Regions from separate parts of the Mus musculus genome. Here region 1 is linked to region 2. The links are chromatin contacts, found by Hi-C or POLR2A ChIA-PET in ENCODE. All regions are on one chromosome and are shown on one strand. The core of a region is the stretch at or near the end of the contact, and the rest is flanking DNA. Distances in the headings are between cores, read along the strand shown.

Region 1 (6,623 bases), core at 2,010-4,509, 84 kb after region 2:
TCCAAGACAGCCAGGGCTACAGAGAGAAATGCTGCCTTGAAAAACCAGCATACTAGGCTTGCTGATGTGAGGCCCCTAACACATATACAGCAGAGGACGGCCAGGTCTGGGTTGTCAGAGAAGATTCACCTAACCCTCAAGAGACTGGAGGCCCCAGGGAGTGGAGTGGTTTGGTGAGGTGGTGGTTGGGGAGGTGGGGACATCCTTGTGGAGACAGGGGGTGAGGAGGAGGTATGGGATGGGGAACAGTCACAGGGTAGACCAGGAGTGGTATAAAATCTGGAGTGTTTAAAAAAAAAAAAAACCATTCTGAGTTCGAGGTCAGCCTGGTCTACAAAGTGAGTTCCAGGACAGTCAGGGCTACACAGAGATACCCTGTCTCAAAAAAAGAACAACAACAACAACAACAACAACAACAACAACAACAAAAGGAATAGAGAACATCTTAGGTCAAGAGAGACAAACAGCCGGGCGGTGGTGGCGCACGCCTTTAATCCCAGCACTTGGGAGGCAGAGGCAGGCGGATCTCTGGTTCGAGGCCAGCCTGGTCTACAAAGTGAGTTCCAGGACAGCCAAAGCTATACAGAGAAACCCTGTTTGAAAAAACAAAACAAAACAAAAAAAGAGGGACAAACAGCATCCCTCCCCCAGCCTGGGGAACTGCTAGTATCTATTACTCTAACTACCTCTCACCAAGCTAAATGCTTAGGTTCAACATAAGTAAACTACTGGGGCTAGAGAGAAGGCTTTAGTAGGTTTGATTCCCAGCAATATTGTGATGGCTCACAACCATCTGTAACTCCAATTCCAGAGAATCTAATCCCTTCGTCCAACCTCTTTAAGCCTTGCATACAGGTGGAGCACATGAATACAAACAAAATGTGCATGCACATACGGTCAAGTTAATATATCCATTTTTTTCCCAAATTACCAATGTCCAAGCTTGCCTGCAGGCATGGAGGCTGAAGAGATGGCTTGGTGCTGTGAGTGTTTGCTGCTCTTGCAGAGCACCCCAGTTAGATGAGTAGCTTAAAACTCCCTGTAACTCTTGTTCCCATGGAAACAATGACCTCTTCTGGCCATCATGGGCACCTGCACGCAGATGGCATATACTCACACAGATACTCAAAGCTACACAAAATAAAAATAAAAATAAAAATAAAGCAGGGCATGGTGGCACAGGCCTTTAATCCCAGCACTATGGAGGCAGAGTCGTGTGGATCTCTGAGTTCAAGGCCAGCCTGGTATTAAAATATTAAAGTCCAGCAATCAAAAGCCTCCCTTTGGTCACCTTAATTATCATGTCTAATCAAAACAAAGCAACTCATTCTATCACAGGTTTCTTATTTTACTTTTATAAACTGCCATTTGCCTAAGGACCATGCCTGTCTCCACTTTATCCAGAGGTAGTCACTTTGTCTGGAGCAAATATTTCTTTCCCCTCTCCCTTGTCTTCTATCCACACTCTTTGTCCCTCTGGAGCAAATAAATCTCTCCTTTGTGTTGGGAACTTGGTCCTGGTGTGTCCTGTGCAAATTCCAGTCTTTTCAAACAGAACATCAAAAGCAAAAATCTTGTACCTGTCAGTGAATGGTGGAGCACACCTTCAATCATAGAACTTCAGAGGCAGAGGCCAGAGGAGCTCTTTGGGTTCTAGGCTAGCTTAGTCTACATTAGTGATATTCTGTCTCAAGAATGACCAATCAACCAACCAACCAACCAACCAACCAACCAACCAACCAACCAATTAAGCCAACAAGCAAATTGCCCTTGACAACAGCTGCCAGGTAAACCATTTCCAACAGAGATCCCCAGGGCTCACGCATGGTAAAAAAGTTCCTGCAATGTTATAGAGAAGCTGAATGCTCAGTCATGGTGTGAAAACGTAATCCAGAACTCCAGCTAGCAACCTCAGCCTCTCCAGGTTGGTTTTGGATGGATGTCTGTAAGCTCCCAATTTCATGATTTCTGTTCTTTTACTTAGAAGCCTTCCCTGAAGAAACTCTCTGCTCTGCCCAGAACTCTGTCTGTTCGTAGTTGTCTTAAAGGGACTTCCTCAGGTAGTTTTGGCTGGATACTTGGATACTTGAGTACCTGATTTGATGGAAATTGATGTGCTTCTCTCTCTCTCTCTCTCTCTCTCTCTCTCACTCACTTTATAAAGTCACTCGTTCAAAATAAAAATTGTGGCTACTGTAGACCATTCTCTGGATTGTACAAAGCAGCTGTTGATATTTGTATACCCACTTCAGAGCAATGGTGCCAAGCACCTTTGCCCGCTGAGCCACTTTGCCAGCCCTACTTCAATTTTTTGGTCATGATGATTGAATCTGGGGCCTATGCATGCTAGGCAAGTTTTGAAACGATAGCTACAGCCTTGCCTCATTTTCTCTAATTAGCTGCTGCTTCTACAAGATGATTTGGGGTGGACGACTTTCTTTGTTTAGTGCTGTGGGTACAGACCCACACCCAGTATGCATAAGGCCCTGACTTTGCTTCTTGGCACTGAAAATAAATGGGGTGGGGGATATAATTCACTAATTTAGTGTACAACTTAGTAACTTCGGCACATTCACAAAGATATGCAGACTTCAATATGAATTCCAAAAAGCTTAAATCACATGCCCTGCCATACCCTCATTAATAAGCACTTCCTATTTTTTCTTGCCCCACTACCAACTAGTAATTGCTTTCAGTTTTTCTGTATTTGCAAGAAGTGTATGTGTTTTAATCAGGATCTTGGTAGGTAGCTCAGGCCTCAGTCTGGCACTGAACTCCCTATTCAGCCCAATCCTCGGCCTCTCAGGCTTTAAACTAGGATTACAAGCATTCGGCAATAGTCACAGCTAAGCGTCTTACATAGATGGGACCACATAATATATAGCCTTATGAACCTGCCCTTTCACAACCCGTCCTTTTGGTTGGGTCTGAGCCTCTGAAGGCTGAGTGGTCTCTGAAGCCATCTCCCTGGCCTGCTTTCTCTTGTTTTGGAGATTCTCAAGCTGCATTTGGTGTCAGGACATTATCATCTTGTATTGATCTTACACTACTGTGTGTACACAGCAAATTTGATTTACTCATTCATAGCCATATTTGGGCCGATCCACTCTTAACACATATACTCAAGGCAGAAAGTTAACACGTGAACAGCTTTTCACGTGTAAACCAAACCATCGTCTTTCACATTGGTACATTAGTTTCTCTTTTCAGGTTGAACAGTGACACCTAAGACTCCTCTTACATCACCGGACTGTTCTACTTTCTTCTTGGAAGCCACCGGCAGATGCATATTCCTATTGCAAAGGATAGAAGCAGTGCACGTTCGTGTGGCGACACTGCCCCGCGACTCTCCGGACAACTCTCGCAGGCAAATCCTGAGGGGCGGGGAAATGCAACCAATCCACGAATGTGTTCGGAAAGCGGGGCTCCGCAGTGGTTGATAAAGTATAATGACATACCCGCCATCCAATCCTCAAGCGAAGGGCTGGGCTACAGTCAGCTGGTGAAACCACCTGACCCGAGCCTGGAGCCGGAAACTACCTATCCGGCAGACTGCTTACACTGCACCTACGGCTGCGATGGTGAGTGTGGACGCATGCGCGGGTGTGCACGCCTGCGGTTCCGCGTCCCTGTTTTCCGAGCTTCTGTTGCCACCTTATGGCTTGCATTTCACTGTCACCTCCAGTCCACCCTGGGACCGAAAGGGAACAGAGATGGGAGGGAAGCGACAGGGAGGGCTGGAGAAGGAAGGCTCCGCTACCGGGTGTTCTGCAGCGGGGGAGTAGTCTAGATGGCACAAGGGGCGGGGCATAAGGGGACTGGAGTGGGAAGGGACATGAGGAGGGGTTGAGGGGCTAGGAAGGCCTCCTGGGTCACCTACATGACAAGTGGAAGAGCTCAGAGGTCCAATAGTGACCGTGGATGGAGACTCAGTGTTACAAGCCATTATGAGGGCCTTGGAAGGCTCATATCCAGGAGGGAGATGGGTTTGCAAGGCTGTCATGATTCTCCTTGTCTCTTTACCCTCTAGACTTCCGCACTGACCCAAGGGCTGGAGCGAATCCCAGACCAGCTTGGCTACCTGGTGCTGAGCGAAGGTGCAGTGCTGGCGGTGCGTTGTGGGAAAGCAAAGCGTGGGGTGGAGGGTGTGTGTGTGTGTGTGTGTGGGGGGGTCCTTTGGGGACACACAGCCCAGAAATCCCTTCAAATATTTCCAAGTTGTCTCTTTTTGTCTTCTCTGTGGTTCCTTGCTTGCCATATAGTAAGCTTTATGTAGTATTTGGATATGTGGTATAAAAGCTAATTACCAAAAGGTTGGGGAGGTAGCTTAGTACGGAGAATGAGTTGCCTAGCATGCACAGAGCCTTCTCTTCAATCCCAATACTGCATAAAACCAAACAGAGTGTAGTCCCAGCACTTGGAAGGTGGAAACAGTGGGTTAGATGTTCAGGCTTATCTTTGGCTACATATCAAATTCAATCACAACCTGGACTACATGTAACTCAGCCTCAAAAAACAACAAACAAACCATTACCCAAGTTATACAATTAGTTAGTTAGTTGTAGTTTGTTTTTATTTGTTAAATTCTTGTAGGGACGCACGTATGGGTGCCACAGGGGGTGAAAGTTCGAGGACACTTTGGAGTGAATTCTCCTGCCATGTGGGTCTTGAGGATTGAACTCAGGTCATCAGGCATTGAGGCAAGCACTTTTATGCTCTGATCCATTTTTGCCTGCCTCTAGAATTTTGGGGGGTGAGGTGGGGTGGGGTGGGGGCAAGACTTCTCTAGAGGCAGGAATTGAGCTACGCTGCAAGGGCAGAAAATTGTGAAAGAGAAAAGAACCCTCAGGGTTGGGAGCCGGGCATGCTTGCCTGAGTGTGCCAGTGCCCGAGTTGGCCGTGGTTTTGTGTTGAAACCATTTGAAGAGGAAGGATGCTGTGGTAAGACTGATACTGAACTTCCTGCGGCTAGCTTCAACATCTTTCGACAAATCTTGAGGGTTAAAGGGTTTTAAAACAACTGTGACTCACAGAAATGGTGTAGCACAAGTGTCCCAGGAGAGCCATATAAGCAGGAAACTGGACTGGTAGCAGTGAGGAGCAAGGACAGAAGACATTTTAGCTTATGTTTTTAGTGCCTGCACGGGTGTGTGCCCATGCATGTGCTGAAGCCATTGTAGGGCATTAGAGACCCACTCTCACCACTCTCTCTGCCTTATTCCTTAAGGCAGGGTCTCTGAACCCGTACCTAGACTGGCGGCCTTGAGCAAGCCTCAGCAGTCCACATGGCTGTACACCCACAGTGCTGGGATTCCAGGTGTGAGTGTGGTCATTCCTGACGGATTTGAACTCAAGTCCTCTTGCTTGTACAGCAAAAACTCTTATCCACTGAGCCACCCCCACAGCCCAGAGATAATTACTAGGTAAAGTACTTCTACATGTACTCTACCTTTCTGAAGTACTTATCCAGTAGGACTCTGAACAGGGGAAACCAGAAAAATACTATGGTACCTGAACAAATAAGACATCAAGAAAGGAAGCTGACCAAGGAGGTAGCTAAGGAGAATTTTGATGGCCTGACTGTAGACACCGAGTGAGATGGAATGCTATCGGTTGTAGTACATTTATTATGTAGGCACTGTTATGTTTTCATTGTTTTCTCATGAGACTTTCACAAGCGCAGAATATAGGCCCAGTATACAGCTGGAGATACCGAGAGCAAAAGGAACTAAATCTAGTTAAGGACCCATTTAGAAGCGGTGGGAAGAGGATGTTGAAACAGTCTGTTCTACTGTCCAGAGGACGTCTGGACTACTGTCTTGTTATTTGCCCAAGGGTTAGCCAGAGGGAAAACTTTAAAGACAAAGTGGGTGTTTCTGCTTCATAGCCTACAGACAGGACAAGTGGGAAGACTGAGTAACAGGTAGAACCTTCAAAGACTGAGCAGTTAGCTCAGTGATATAACATCTGCCTAAAATCCTTCGTGAGGGGCTGTGGGCGTGGCTCAGTAGTAAAACACTTGCCCAGGAGTCTCCCACTGAGGCGCTGGGGGTGTGGCTCAGTGGTAGAGCCCCTGCCTAGAATCCCCCAGTGAGGGGCTGGGGTGTGGCTCAGTGGTAGAGCCCCTGCCTAGAATCTCCCACATGAGGGACTGGGGACCTGATCACTTGGTGATCATACTCTAGGTTTTGACCCCTCACATGGCTATCAAATGAAGCCTGGCATTTCAGAATGAGAAACAAGATGGCACAAGGAAAGACAGCACCATCATAAAGGGGTTGTAGGTGGTATTTTTCTGAAGCTGGGTAATTTGGGACTACGGGCAAGTATAAAGGGAGATCATAAGTATAGGAGGCAGAGGTCCTGTGCCTTGAATTTGTTCCTAACTCTGATGTCTGTCTTTTGCTCCTACCCTCCTTCATCCACACACAGTCATCTGGGGACCTTGAGAACGATGAGCAAGCAGCCAGTGCCATCTCGGAGTTGGTCAGCACAGCCTGTGGCTTCCAGTTGCACCATGGCACGAACATCCCTTTCAAACGCCTGTCTGGTGAGCTCCTGCCTTTGGTGGGGGGGTTTCTTTTAGCGGCCTCACTGCTCAGGGAAGGAATTCCTGGCTCCAT
Region 2 (6,520 bases), core at 2,909-5,408:
GTCCAGACTACTTCTAAGACACAACAACCACTAAGGTAAATCATCAACTCTTGTCATTTACAGACTCTCGTGGGATGTTTTTTTACCCTCCCTCCTAAGTCTCTTGTCCTTCTTACCTCTGATCTTCATGCCTTGAGGAGACTGGTCCACACCACCCACCAGAAGCAGCAGCAGCGCCTTCTTCACATCTTCATGTCCATAGATCTCCGGAGCAATAGAAGCGGCCAGCTTCTCATAGAAATCCTCCTCTGCAAAAAATTAAGCCATAGCATTTCCTTCAGGACAAAATCTAGGATGGAGCTCAACTCTCAACTTGAGCTCGTGGTCCCTCACCTGCAATCTGCTTCAGCTCCTCTGAGCTCAGCTCTCCGGCCCCAGAGACATCATCGTCACTCTTTGTCATCTTCACAATCCAGTGGGCTTCCAGGTAAGTTTCTGAGAGTAAGCCCTGGACACAAGAGTTCCCTTTAAAGTCCCCATCACCAGAGTCCCTGAGAATTTTTTATCCACAAGTTCCACCTCACTGATTTTCATTTTCTAAGGGTGTGAAGAGTGAGTGGGTGGATGAGGAGGCAAGGCAGCTATTTCCTCATTCAAAACGCCCTCACCTGTGCCATCTGTTGGAACCCTGTGCGCAGGACTGGCAAGAAGATGCCAGTGACGCTGACATGGTCACCAGGCTGGGCAATTCTTGTGTTCTCACCTTCTAGAACCACTGTGATGCTACGAGGGATGTTTCCCACAGGAACTTGGTCACTCTAGGAGATTGGGAGGTGTGGGGGAGGGCATGACACAGAGCACATGAGACAAGGAGAAAAGCGAGGCAGACCTGACCCAACTGACCACCACCCCAGAAGATGCCCATTTGATGGTAAGATTCAGTCATCCCAACCTAGATGACTTCAGGAAGGAAGCTGAGTTCTTCTTATCCTCCTCCCAATAGAACCAGAAAAAAACTTCAATTAAATCACCTCCCGATTTTCTGACTAAGAGCAAATATAAAAAAATTCTAGGTAAACCTCTCTCCCAATCTTTCTTCCTATAATTTCATAACCAGCTGCAGGACTCATATCCCCTAAACTCACATGCTCTTGAATCTTCATTTCCTGGAATTTAACAAATTTGGAGCCACGAGTCTGTAGGTACAGCCGCCCCCCTGAGCGATTGGTCTGGCACTCCTGGCTGGGGCACATGATCAGAGGCATGAAAGTGGGAGACTGGATCTACAAACAAGGAAAACAGGAAGTCTTACAATCACCACAGTAACCATCTCTGCTCTGTGTCTTTTAAAATAAGGATTAAGACCTCCTTGAAATATTATCAGTCAAAACGACCCGAGGTATCAAATCACCATCATAGAATTGTATACGTACTGGCTGGTAGGTCTCTGCCCCACACTGATCACAAGTGTATGTGGCCACCACCATCCTGGGCTTGACTTCAGACACACGAGTGACAATGCCACGCACAGTTAACAATTTCCCCACAGAGTCAGCTCGTACTTCCCGGATCACTCGAGGCTTGCTGCTACTTGGGCCTCGGAAATACAACTCACTAAAAGAGAAACATTTGTCAGCAAGTCCCCGGAGAGCAAGTCCCCGCCCTTTCCCACAGAGATACTCACAATCTTCGCATGAGTTCAGAAGGATACTGGTTTTGGGGGTTCCGGACTGCCCCAGGGTCTCTGCTTCGCTGCTCCATCATCAGCCGGTGTTCAATGTAAACATCTAAGACATCCTTATTCACCACCTAAAAGAAAGAAAAGGCGAGAGGCAGGACAGAGAAAGAAAACAGGGCACGAGGCAGACGAGCTCAGAAACAAACCAGCCACCTACCTCCTTCTCCTTGTACTCAGGCAAAAGCTCTTGCACAACATCACCAAACAGTCTTGAGTAGCGCTTGGCATTCTCGCAAATTGAGTCGACCAACTCAGGGTCATCTTCAGCTATGTCATCCAGGTCCACATACAGTGCCACTTGTTCCCGATGAGCCAGATGAACCTGAGGTAAAGAAGAGATGCTAACACTTTAGGGTCAAGTTCACCTCACCCACAAAAGCTCTTCTAAAGTCACTATCCTACCACTGGGGAAAGAACAGAATGCAGTACATCATGGTGGTAGATGTCTATAATCCCAGCACTTAGGATTCAGAAGGCAACAGAGTGAGGAGCTCAAAGCCAACCTCAGCTATGTAGCTACACAGCGTGTTCTTGATGGTGGTCTGAGCCACACAAAGACTACCCCTAAAAACTAAGAGCTAGGAATGGATGAGGTGGCTCAGCAGGTTAGACATAGCCATCTAGCCAGATGATCTGAATTTGCTCTCTAGAACACACATGGTGGGAGAACAGACTTCCACAAATTGTCCTTTTGACCTCTACACATGCTATGGCATGCCCCTGTGAGCACAAACACATAGGAATAAACACGACTAAAACATCTAAGAAAACCCTTAAGCTAAAAACAAAACAAAAACCCAACTTTGTATAAAAACAATCAGAATCAAGTCATTCACTGATAGCCAGACTTGAGATAACCTTATACAAGTTCTTAACACGCCACGCCACTCCCCAGAACCAATCCTGAGACTTACCAACTGGGTCCCATACTTGAACTGCTTCTTTCCAAGCTCATTCTCGTAATAAAACTCTTGGAGGAACTTCTTAACTTTTTCTACAAATATAAAATAAAAACCAAGTCTTTGCAGTGAGGTGTAAAGACCACTGCTGCCAAGGACTAGAGTTCAATCCCTAGGGCCCACCCACAGGTTGGAAGAGAACAGAGTCCTGCGGGTGTCCAGCACTATGATATGCCCGTGCGATCTCACACACACAATAATGTAACAAAATAATGTAAAAATAAATAAAATAAACAATCAACTTTCCTTTTAGATTCTTTATTTCAAACTCTTAACAGAAACCTAAGAAACCCACTTTCACTTAAGACGAAACCTATGAACTAGTTAGTTAAATGAACATTGAAAACAAATCGACCAAGTTCTCCCCAAAGTAGGCAGTGTTCCTTTTCACAAGTCCGTTTTTACACAGAGAAGAATATAGGTCTTCGGGCAGCTACAAGAGTCTTACCCAACCTTCCCAAGAGAATTCCACACTCTGTCTTAATTAGGAATCTCAGTTTCTTCAATTCTCTCAGCTCGCTCCCAATCGACTTAAGGTCCTCGGCTCTCGCTCTACCAGTACAACTCTTTTTCTTAGGCTCCCGCCAGGACGTCCGCCACTAGGCCTCCTCTGCACTCATGCCCGGCTCCCGCCACTGCTTCCGCTCTTAGTAAACAAAGAAGCACATGGGCCCAGATTCCAGCCGCCTCACAGCCCAGGATTCCTCCGCCCGAGACGGGTGGCCGAGCGGGGATTGGCCAGAACGCCAAAGGGCCATTCGGGTCCACCACACTGCCACCTTTCGCCACCGGGCGCTTAGCCTCCCAATTCTAGGCACGCCCCTACCTACTGCAGCTATCTCCGAGGCCACCGCGCGGAAGGACACTGTTTACACACGACAGTCCCAAGATCGGGTAGCGCCACTTCCGCCCGCCTCTACTTCCGCTTGGAGGGCGGCCGAAAACAACCAATCGCGGCGCGTAGCGGTCTGGCAAGCCCCGCCTCTGGACTTCGGCCAGTCTCCAGTGGACGCGGGAATTCGCTAGCGCCCCGAGCAGCAGAGGCTGGCCCAGTAACCTAGTCCCTTGGGTCACGTATTGAATGCATTGAACCAAGTCACCCGGTCTCTACCGAGCGCGCCCCTCCTTTGTGGACTCCACTGGGTTCTCTCCATAACACAAACACATCACCTTTTCCAAGGAGGATTGCTTCCTCCATCCTTGACGCCCACTGCTTATTGCAGGCGCAGTTCGCCTGTCCTCGGAGTCACAGATCCCGGCTCACTCCCCCTCCCCCGCCCGACCCCAAGACTCCAGCACCCCTCAACAGGTGCAGGTAGAAGTTTCCCTCCGAGGACGCCGCCCCCAGCCCTATAGATCTTCACCTTTTTCGATCGCGTAGTCCTTAAGCGCCATCGCTGCCGGGGACGGTGTGGCAGGACTTGAAGGGCTCAAAAATCTCTCTCTGGGGAAGCAGAAAACGAACGCGCGGCGGGACGTAGCCGGCCAACCGAAATTGGCGCGAAACGTCGTCACCCATGTGACCCGTGCGGCTGAGAACCCGCCAATCAGATAGGGGGTTCCCAACTGCTGCCAGCCCCTAACTTTAACCAATCAATGGACGAGTCTAGATTGAATGACAAGGGGCTTGAGGGCGGGCCGTTGAAAGATTGCCAGATCCTGGCGGGTTGGACACCCTGTTTCCCGCGGTTCGAAATTAATGCTCGCGAGTGTGTGTGTGGGAGGAGTGTTTCTTAAAGCGCCAGCCTCCGTGCGGCCTTTTGTTCCGCGTCCACAAGGCGGGGTGGGTTCAACTTTCACCGTGTTCTCGTCTATCCTCCAGAACCGCCATGATTTCCCAGTTCTTCATTCTGTCTTCCAAGGGGGATCCGCTCATCTATAAAGACTGTATCCTTTGACCCGGGAGACGGGGTAGGGTAGCTGGGTAGAAATCGAATCCAGATCAGTCTGTGTCGCCTGTTCCTTAACTATCTTTCCACCTGGCTAGTCCGCGGGGACAGTGGTGGTCGTGATGTGGCAGAGCTCTTCTACCGGAAGCTGACGGGACTGCCTGGAGGCGAGTCCCCGGTTGTCATGGTAACTACTGTGGTTGGTGTGCAGGGCCTTAGAACTGTGGAGGTGGGTGAGTGCCTCCTCCCTGTCAAGGGCAGCTTGGTAGGAAGCTTGGGGGCGGGGGTGTGTGTGTGGGGAGGATTTGTTTATAAATGTTTTGAGTACTAACAAGAAGCCAGTTACAGAGCCATGCACCCTATTTTTTGACTATCAACAACTTTGAGAGGTAGATACTACCTTTCCACGTTAGGCGGCCAGGTCTTAGATCTGGGGCATCGCCCATCACTAGTAGACCTCAGGGTGCCATCTTGCAGGTTTCCTTACTACAATTCTGGTCTTTTCTTAATGGCCTCTGTCCTCAACTCTGCCTCAGTATCACGGTGATCGTCATTTTATTCACATCAGACACAGTGGGCTCTATTTGGTGGCCACAACCTTAGAAAACGTCTCTCCTTTCAGCCTTCTGGAGCTGCTTTCCCGGTGAGTAGAGTTGGGACAGGCACTTAAGAAGGAGGGCGTGTGAGGTTTATTCACACATAATTTGCTGTGTTTCCTTAGGCTAGCCACTCTCTTGGGTGACTACTGTGGCTCACTCAATGAGGGAACCATCTCACGCAATGTGGCGCTTGTCTACGAACTCCTGGATGAAGTGCTGGTAAAGCCCAAAAACTTTGGTCTTTTTAAGTTTATTTATTCACGTGTGTGTGTGTGTGTGTGTGTGTATTTGCCCACATCACTGCACATGTGTGGAGATCAGGTATCTTCTACTTGTTGTAGAATCTGCTAAATCCAATATAGATCCACCATAACTCAAGCACTAGGTCAATGCAGATGACAAAAAGGTATTGTAATCAAGCCAGTACTGATCAGTCAGGGCTGTAGAACAGACTCCTGAACTTGCCTAGCAGTTAAAGGCTGACACCACAAAGTGGAGGGGAGTGGGGTGAGCTGTAGCACTGTCCAATCATATTTTGACATAAGGGGTTGAGCAAGGGAACTTTGACCAATCAGATTAGGAGTAGTTTTCTGGGCTTGAGAACACGAGCTTAGTTGATCTTGCCAGCAAGATGGAGAAGTTGTCCTTGAGGTGTCTGAACTCAAACAGCTGTTCTCTTACCAGCTGTCCCTAAGATGGCGGGACTCAGACAACTGTACAAGTTGTTCCTAAGATGTCTGGACTCAGCTGGGCAGTGGTGGCACACGCTTTTAATCCCAGCACTCGGGAGGCAGAGGCAGGTGGATTTCTGAGTTTGAGGCCAGCCTGGTCTACAAAGTGAGTTCCAGGACAGCCAGGGCTACACGGAGAAACCCTTGTCTTGGGGAAAAAAAAAAAAAGATGTCTGGACTCAGGCAACTATTTACAACAGAAGCCGTTCAGCTATTGGGAAGTCCTCAGCTCCCCCAGAGCCTGGGATCTTGAATTTAGCTTCTCCTTATGATTAAATGGAGTCTAAAAATGAAATGATTTTATTTAAAATAAGTTTCTTTTGCGTGTTCCCAACCAACATACTGTCTAGGTCCCTGGGATTGAACTAAGGTTGGCTTGCTTGATAGCAAGCACCAGCAGAGCTATCTCACAGGATGTCTGTCTGTCTCCCTGGCTCCGTTTCTCCACCTGTGTGTCCTTCTCTTTCCTGTTGGACAATATCGGGTATTGGTCCTGACCTTCTACCTTGTTCAAGACAGAGTCCTTTGCTGGTCATGGTGGTGCGTGCCTTTAATATACCAGCATCCAGAGGCAGATGGATCAGTTTGATTTTTGAGGCATTCCCAGTCGACATAGTGAGTTGGAGGCCAGCCAGGGTTACATGAGACCTTGTCTCAAAATAAA

The links. Hi-C counts contacts between places; a loop is a spot of excess contacts on that map. ChIA-PET counts read pairs that join two places held with the same protein, here RNA polymerase II (POLR2A).
Region 1: a loop to region 2 is called in a map of T-helper 2 cell, with 2.4 times the contacts of the local background. The contact joins the promoter of Lamtor4 here to the promoter of Mcm7 in region 2. A Hi-C loop is called at or near these places in 1 of 37 maps with a recorded cell type or tissue (T-helper 2 cell). POLR2A ChIA-PET finds 5 or more read pairs at or near these places in 3 of 5 experiments (Patski and embryonic stem cell).

What each region holds. Positions count from the first base shown.
Region 1 is chr5:138,252,223-138,258,845 of GRCm38, forward strand. Lamtor4 (late endosomal/lysosomal adaptor, MAPK and MTOR activator 4) reads left to right here and starts at 3,260. Exons shown (of 4, transcript NM_001081108.2): 1 at 3,260-3,581; 2 at 4,031-4,111; 3 at 6,433-6,550. The coding sequence starts at 3,579.
Region 2 is chr5:138,167,725-138,174,244 of GRCm38, forward strand. It overlaps Mcm7 (minichromosome maintenance complex component 7), which reads right to left and starts at 4,159. Exons shown (of 15, transcript NM_008568.3): 1 at 4,002-4,159; 2 at 2,593-2,672; 3 at 1,836-2,000; 4 at 1,625-1,749; 5 at 1,374-1,554; 6 at 1,086-1,223; 7 at 609-758; 8 at 334-448; 9 at 117-248. The coding sequence starts at 4,032. Ap4m1 (adaptor-related protein complex AP-4, mu 1) reads left to right here and starts at 4,297. Exons shown (of 15, transcript NM_021392.4): 1 at 4,297-4,524; 2 at 4,625-4,713; 3 at 5,063-5,169; 4 at 5,248-5,344. The coding sequence starts at 4,467.